Linked DNA regions of Mus musculus: all the other regions are linked to region 2. A link is a loop called in an ENCODE intact Hi-C map of the cell type or tissue named here. Cell type or tissue: gastrocnemius. All regions are shown on one strand.

What was found. A loop is a pair of places that touch in the nucleus more often than their neighbours do. Peaks named below come from ENCODE experiments on the same cell type or tissue, not always from the same donor. Only the 100,000 strongest peaks of a DNase experiment are listed, where the experiment ranks them.
Region 1: it touches region 2 in a loop (6-fold over the local background); 35 of 42 quality-filtered maps call a loop at or near these places.
Region 3: a loop joins it to region 2, with 5 times the contacts of the local background. A loop is called at or near these places in 25 of 42 quality-filtered maps.

The regions. Positions count from the first base shown.
Region 1 is chr1:171,219,929-171,222,428 of GRCm38, forward strand. It overlaps Tomm40l (translocase of outer mitochondrial membrane 40-like), which reads right to left. Exons shown (of 10, transcript NM_001037170.2): 1 at 2,447-2,500; 2 at 1,976-2,225; 3 at 1,644-1,711; 4 at 1,240-1,332; 5 at 877-978; 6 at 619-724; 7 at 373-495; 8 at 181-257. The coding sequence starts at 2,090. It also overlaps a transcript of Apoa2 not described here. Among named protein-coding and RNA genes, the nearest start is that of Tomm40l, 1.3 kb to the right of the region's middle. In gastrocnemius, a CTCF peak has its summit at 1,085 (motif pointing left); DNase peaks (open chromatin) are centred at 1,069, 1,551 and 2,135; H3K4me3 peaks cover 1,399 bases; H3K27ac peaks cover 1,304 bases.
Region 2 is chr1:171,117,077-171,119,576 of GRCm38, forward strand. It overlaps a transcript of Cfap126 not described here. Among named protein-coding and RNA genes, the nearest start is that of Cfap126, 4.7 kb to the right of the region's middle. In gastrocnemius, a CTCF peak has its summit at 1,364 (motif pointing right); a DNase peak (open chromatin) is centred at 1,357.
Region 3 is chr1:171,256,333-171,258,832 of GRCm38, forward strand. Adamts4 (a disintegrin-like and metallopeptidase (reprolysin type) with thrombospondin type 1 motif, 4) reads left to right here. Exons shown (of 9, transcript NM_172845.3): 5 at 1-102; 6 at 196-382; 7 at 623-798; 8 at 1,387-1,562; 9 at 2,420-2,500. Among named protein-coding and RNA genes, the nearest start is that of Adamts4, 7.5 kb to the left of the region's middle. In gastrocnemius, a CTCF peak has its summit at 1,066 (motif pointing left); a DNase peak (open chromatin) is centred at 1,033; H3K27ac peaks cover 514 bases.

The DNA.
Region 1 (2,500 bases), 100 kb after region 2:
CCGTCGCCATGAATCCCACAGGAGTTCTGGCAGGGTATAAGCAAGCTGGAATGCATGTGTGAAAATGTAGACCAGATGAGGCCAGAAAGAATCATAGGCCAGAAGCCTGGGAAGACTCGAGGGGCAGAAGGTTCTGGTTGACTGACTCACTAGGCTAAGAGATGAGCTTGGTAGTCTTACCTGTTCATTGGCCTTGTGGTAATAACTTGCATGGGCCCCACCTGACCCAACATTCAACGTAGCTACCCAGTGGACAGCTGCAGGGTGGGGGAGAACAGAGGGAAAAGGCAGTTACCATCGTAGATACAGGCAAAGGAACCCCAGAAAAGCCCCGAGTCTCTCCTCCTCACCATCATTCACTTGATCTCGTACCTGAGTACTTCCCAGCCAGAGTCAAGATGGCCCCCTCTTCTCCTGGCCGCCGGTGATAAACTAGCTCTCCTCCTAGCACAAGCCGATGGGTGATGCTCTGCAGGAAGTGAGCAACCATGATCACTGTCAGGGAGAGAGGATGCAAGAGTCAGGGAGTCAGGTTTAGTTTCTTACCATCTGGTCATTCCCACCCTAGCCTAGCCAAAAAGGTCCCCCCACCCCCAGAACTCCGTCCCAGTTCCCCACCTGATTCCCCAATCAGATCCGGATTTCCCAGGGTCAGAGTGGCTGTGTAGTCATCTCCCCGATACTCGCCATCAAACTGCCATGTCAGGAACTTGGCCTGCTGTGTCTGGGTGGGGAGAGTAACAAATAAAATACCCTTCTCTCTGTTTATATTCAGTATTGCCTCTGCTCCTCCTCCCCCTGCGTCCCCCAAGGCAGGATACCCATGGAGGAGAAAGAGAGGTGCCTCGGTGGATGGAGGCAGGAACTGTGGGTCACCTGGAAGACAGCCTTAGCTCGCAGCCGTTCTGCCAACAGAAGCAAGACCTGGGCGTTGAGACTGCCACTGCTGTCCATATCCCCCACCACAGTGGGGAACACCTGTTAGGGAGCGTAGACAGGAAGGCTGAGATGGGTAGGTAGCTCTATCCATTGGCACATGAACAGGAAGGGATTTCAGTAACATCTCACAGTGCCCCCTGGTGGACGCCAAAGACAAACTCGGGCAGCTTTGCACAGGACTAGCTCGCGTTCAGAAGAGGCACTGAGAACATAGTTGCTGATCACACACATTTCCAAATTCTCAAGACCTACGTCCATGTGCGTTTTACACAGTTGACGCGAGTGTGGGGGAGCCCTCACCTCTGTGGGGCTAAGCTGCCAGTCCCCTGCATAGGCGGTATGGAGGTGGTACCCTGGCAAGCCCAGGGCACTCATGTGCACAGTATGAGCCACCTGAGGAAAGAGGAGACAACGGAGAACAGAGCATTCTATTTCGTTTCAATCCCGTCTCCCACCCTTGACCTTTTTTTCCATCCAGAGGGGGCTTTTTAAAACCTCAACTATTCCAACGCATGCAGAGGGCCACTGGACTTTAAGCAACAAGTCCCACATCTTGTTGCTTAAAGGCATTGGGGGGGGAGGACCCCACACTTCCCCTCATTTGTCCCACATAGCCTAGCCAAGACAGGACTAATAGGTGTAAAGAGGATCCAGAGACAAGCAGGGAGGAGGGGGGTAAGTAGGGGCCAGACCAGTGGGAGCACCTGGAAATGGCTGCTCAGAACCTTGTTGACAACCAGCTTCACGCCTTCCATCTGTGCTGGGAATACATCTGAAGGGAAGGAACATGCACAGATAAGGACCCCTAACTACATAGACGGACTCCCCTTTCAATTGCATATGAAGCACTGGAGGAAATGACCTCCTTTCAAATCCTGCAACAAAACGCTCTGCTTTGAACATCTGGTCCTTTTTGACTGCCGGATGCTCCAGCTGTGATCTCCCCTCGCTGTTCACATCACTGGACATCAGCATTCAGGACCCTCCCCTTCTCTATGACCCTTCATCCTGAGACACCCAAAAGCTGCGGTCTCACCTTTGCACAACCGGTGCAGCTCGTCGAAGCTCCCGGGGTTGGGCAGCGGTTCCTCTCGACGGTGGCTCCGGCGGGGTAAAGTACCCATCGGTGCCAGGCCCAGGGTGTTCCCCATTTTAATCCAGAGGACAGGGAGGGGTTGGGGTTAGCCTGGGGATAAAATCTATTGCTCCCTCTATCCCCCACGGGCTCCACCCCCCATCATCGGGCTCCCCAGTTTCAGAAACTTCCATATGGTTCAATGCTAGACCTGCAATAAGGAACAGTAGGGGGAGAGAACACCGATGCTAAAGTTGAATCCCGGGCACACTCCCGCCCCATCGTTGATCCCTCACCCCCACCTGTCACCCCCGTCTGCTCTCCCATTATCTAGTCTTAACTACTACCGCAGGCTTCCGCTGACTTTCTAGTTTCTCTGTTCTTCATTCCCACGTCCCAAGGGTCTGCCCGCAATGGAACACTAGCCCTTACCATCTCAGACCATCCTGCAGCCTCTTTCCCCCTAGGCACACCCGGTCATCTTGA
Region 2 (2,500 bases):
GAAATGAAGAGTGTATTTTGGTTCACAGTTCAAGAGTACAGTCCACCGTGCTGAGGAAGTTATGGTATCGGGAGTGTGTGGTGGCCGGTCACATTGAATCTTCAGTCAGGAAGTGGAAGAGAAGAACACAGGCAGGCAGGCAGGCAGGCAGGCAGGCAGGCAGGCAGCGTTTTCCATTGAATTCAGTATAGGCCTTCAGTCCATGTGATCCACATGCATGCAAGGTCTGCTCTTCACAGTTAACCCTGACAGGACCTTTACAGACACCTCGAAGTGTGTCTCCTAGGTGATTTTAAATTTAGTCAAGTTGACAATGAAGATTAGCCAGTAATAGGGAGTGGTCCTATGTACACACACACACACACACACACACACACACACACACACAACACAACTAAGGATTAAACCCTGGTTTTTCACATGTAGACAGGCACTCCACCACTATGCAACATCTTCAACTCCATCTTATATTTTTATTTTGAGACAAGATCTCACTAATGTCCCAGCTGTCCTTGGAGTCGCGCTCTAGTTCTGGAAGACCTTGAGCTTACCATCTTCCCGCCTCAGACTCCTGAGGAGACAGAATTGCAGGCTTCCTCCACTGAGCCCAGCATTTAAAAAAGAAAGTTACCAAAGAAACATATACTTCTTGCTTCCAATCAACAACAAAAAAAATATATAAAATAAACTCATCCTCTTTGTCCCATTGAGACAGTCTCACTGTGTAACCCAAGCTGACCTCAAATATTCCAATCTCAAATATTAAGGCCTAAATGGAATGTTTAGGCCTAGGTAAGATGTTAAGGCCTAGGTCACTGTTGCCTGGCTAGCCTGCCGTTATAAGGATCTGGGGATCAAACTCACGTTGTCAGGCTTGGTGGCGAGTGCCTTTACTCATGTAGCCACCCTATTAGTCCAAGAAAAGCAATTTCTAAAAGGGATTTAAAAGGATAGGGAATGTATGTCAGTGAGAGAGTGCTGCTCACCATGTACACCTGGGTTCAACCCTTGGTCCTTACAGAATAAAGAAAAAGAAGGTTTAATGGCATCCTCGGCGAAACTATCTAGGCCAGTTTTGTTTTGAAGAAAAATTCTAGTTTGTTCTTTCTTCTTCTTCTTCTTCTTCTTCTTCTTCTTCTTCTTCTTCTTCTTCTTCTTCTTCTTCTTCTTCTTCTTCTTCTTCTTCTTCTTCGTCTTCTTTCTTCTTCTTCTCCTTCTCCTCCTTCTCTCTCCCTCTCTCTCTCTCTCTCTCTCTCTCTCTCTCACACACACACACACACACACACACACACACACACACACACACAGAGAGTAAAGGAAGAGATAATAACAATTTCCACTAGGGGGTGCTGTAGTCTCAGAAAAGAACCCAGGCGTTTGGCAAGGAAGCACTTACCTTTGTAGTCCTGTATCATTTCTGGCCTTACTATGCACCAACTGCTTTCAGCTTGTATGGGGGAATCTACAAAGTCCGGCTCTCCACTCCAACACCTACTTACCGCCGGAACCAGTGAAGTAACAAGCAGGGCTCCTTGGAGCTACTTGGGAGAAATCTTGGAGGCTTGACAACATCACCAGATCTAATGGTTCTGGTGTCAAACAGCCCAAGAAGGGAAACAGATGCCTAAATCTTGAGTAATAACCGCTTACGCCATTAAGAGTGCAAGCTGGCCGGGCAGTGGTGGCACACGCCTTTAATCCCAGCCCTTGGGAGGCAGAGGCAGGTGGATTTCTGAGTTCGAGGCCAGCCTGGTCTACAGAGTGAGTTCCAGGACAGCCAGAGCTACACAGAGAAGCCCTGTCTCCAAAAACCAAAAAATAAAAAATAAAAAAAAAAGAATGCTCGTTCCACACTTTCTCTAAGTGCTTAGATCACAGGTGTGGACCACAGCACACAGTTAAAGTCAGAACAACACAGAGATCAGCGTAGCCCCTGTGCAGAATCGCCACACAAAATATAAGCCTTAGATTTAAAAAAGAAAAGTTCGTGTTTCAAGTGTGGTATGGTGATAGACAGCTAGGCCTCCAGAACTCAGGAAGTGGAGGCAGGAGAGTCAGAAGTTGAAGGCCACAGCTACATAGGGGACTGAGCCAGTGTGGTCTAGAGACCCTGTCTAGTGGCAGAGGTCTAAGCTTCACACTTTGTCCGATGGTGAATTAGATAAACCACAGTACATAATGCTTGTGCTATTTGGAGAGCTAAGCTTTTGGTGTCTGCCCCAAACTTGCTTGACTCATCTGAGTGTGTGGGTTCTGTTTTCTTTGTTTTCTGAGGTGCTGGATTTGAAACCAGGGCTCCACATGAACACACGACACAACTACTCTACTAAGTTCCATCCCAGATCTGCTAGGAGACTTTCAGAACTGGTTCAAGGACGAAATGAATGTCTGTGAAAAGCAGTTTCCCAAATCTGACTCTTTGATTCCACAACCTTATTTCCTAATGTATGCTACAGACATGCCCACATGCCAAGTGACGCATGCGCAGAGGCATTGCTGC
Region 3 (2,500 bases), 140 kb after region 2:
CAGACGAAGCACTCACCTTGGGCTGATGGCACTCCCTGCGGGTCTTCACAGGCCTGCATGGGTGGCCGCTGTCTGCACGTGGACCAGCTCAAGGACTTCAATGTGAGACCTCAGGGCATGGCTTGGGTAACAGGCCTAGAGAAAGGACTGGCCCTAAGCAAGGCCTAACCCCATCTCCGTTCTGTGCCCTTGCAGGTTCCTCAGGCTGGAGGCTGGGGCCCCTGGGGACCATGGGGTGACTGCTCCAGGACTTGTGGGGGTGGTGTCCAGTTCTCCTCCCGGGATTGCACGAGGCCCGTCCCCCGGAACGGTGGCAAGTATTGTGAGGGCCGCCGGACTCGCTTCCGCTCCTGCAACACGGAGAACTGCCCACACGGCTCAGGTGAGGGGTGTGAAGATGGGAGCCCTGGGAAGGGGTGGTGGACAGGAAGGATTGTGTCTTGAGTCCTGGCCTAAGGTGCGGATTGTGTCTTCTACCGGGGAAATTATCTTTCTAGAACTATCCCTGGAAATCTGTGAGGGAGAGATGCCAAGATGGCTAAAGTTCTGAGGGTCTAGGTGGAAGGGTGTGTGGGATGGTGTGAGGAGAGAGAGGCTCAGACTGTTTGCTTTATGCCTGTAGCATTGACCTTCCGTGAAGAGCAGTGTGCTGCCTACAACCACCGAACCGACCTCTTCAAGAGCTTTCCAGGGCCCATGGACTGGGTTCCGCGCTACACAGGTGTGGCCCCTCGAGACCAATGCAAACTCACCTGCCAGGCCCGGGCACTGGGCTACTACTACGTATTGGAGCCCCGGGTGAGGACCAGAGACCTCGGGGAGGAAATCCTTGACTGGATTCTCCGCTCTTTCACTTTTGACTCTGTCAAAGTATTGGTCCCCTGACAGTCAGTCCCTCAGTGGATAGGCTTCCTGAAGACCGCTAACTCGTGGACACCCCTTTTGTATCACAGAGTGGCAGGTTCAAGGGGAAAGAAGCCCTAGCATCTTTGGACGCCCCTGCCTTCTCCAGGAGGCTATACAAAATTATTCCTGCAAGTTTGTTGCCCCCTAGTGGCCATTGGCAGCTGCACCATTAAGTTTAGAGTTTGGTGCTGGGACTAAAAATCCTGGCCCTCTCAATTTGTGATATTTCTAAACCTCAAAAGTTCACCCTTAGAAATTGTGAGACCTAAAGCATTTTGTGCTTCACCTGATGCATAGCCAGCGCAAGAACACTGGTTACGTGTATCATTATTATCCTAGTAATCCCATACAGCGGAAGTCTCCCCTACATCTCTCCCTTTCCTGTGATTTTCCGATTTCACCTTCCAGATGTTTTACCTTACAAACCCCTGCTGACTTAGCAAGAACTCTAATTAACAATATCCCTCCTTCGCTCCTCAGGTGGCAGATGGGACTCCCTGCTCCCCAGACACCTCCTCTGTCTGTGTCCAGGGCCGCTGTATCCATGCTGGCTGTGACCGGATCATTGGCTCCAAAAAGAAATTTGACAAGTGCATGGTGTGCGGCGGGGATGGCTCTCGCTGCAGCAAGCAGTCGGGCTCCTTCAAAAAATTCAGGTCCTTTCAGTAGTTCTTGTCTGCTCTGTTCTCCTGGTCTAGTCTTGGGGCCCATTGCTTTCCTGCCCACTCAGCACTTTCTGTAGTCTCAGGGAGAGACAGATGAGTAGGTGGTTACAATGCAGCGCTCCACATGTTGAACACAGAGGGCACGAGAGCTCTTGAAGGCATCAGGGAAGGCTCCCTTGGGCGGTGACCTCTGAGCGAAGAGTAGGAATTGGACAGGCCCCAGGGAGGCCAGGACTGGCAAGACATTCAGTAAGCAGTAGTGGGAGTCAGAGAGAAGGTTAAGAAAGGTACACTTGCTGGTAGCTCCTTTCTAGGGTGGACAGATAACCTCATAAAAGCTTGAAGAAGTAACCTTGTCTTAGGGTTTCTATTCCTGCACAAACATTATGGCCAAGAAACAAGTTGGGAAGGAAAGGGTTTATTCAGCTTGCACTTCCTCGTTGCTGTTCATCACCAAAGGAAATCAGGACTGGAACTCAAGCAGGTCAGGAAGCAGGAGCTAATGCAGAGGCCATGGAGGGAATGTTACTTACTAGCTTGCTTCCTCTGGCTTGCTCAGCTTGCTTTCTTATAGAACCCAAGACTGCCAGCCCAGGGATGGCACCACCCACAAGGGGCCCTCCCACCCTTGATCACTAATTGAGAAAATGCCCCACAGCTGGATCTCATGGAGGCATTTCCTCAACTGAAGCTCCTTTCTCTGTGATAACGCCAGCCTGTGTCAAGTTGACACACAAAACCAGCCAGTACAAACCCCTAACACATACATCCACACCCAGACAAACACAGTATGGCCAGCTGAAAGGATTCAGGCGATGCTGAGTTCTTTATTTACTTTTTCCTCACAGGTATGGATACAGCGATGTGGTCACGATCCCTGCGGGGGCCACCCATATCCTTGTACGGCAGCAGGGGGGGTCTGGTCTCAA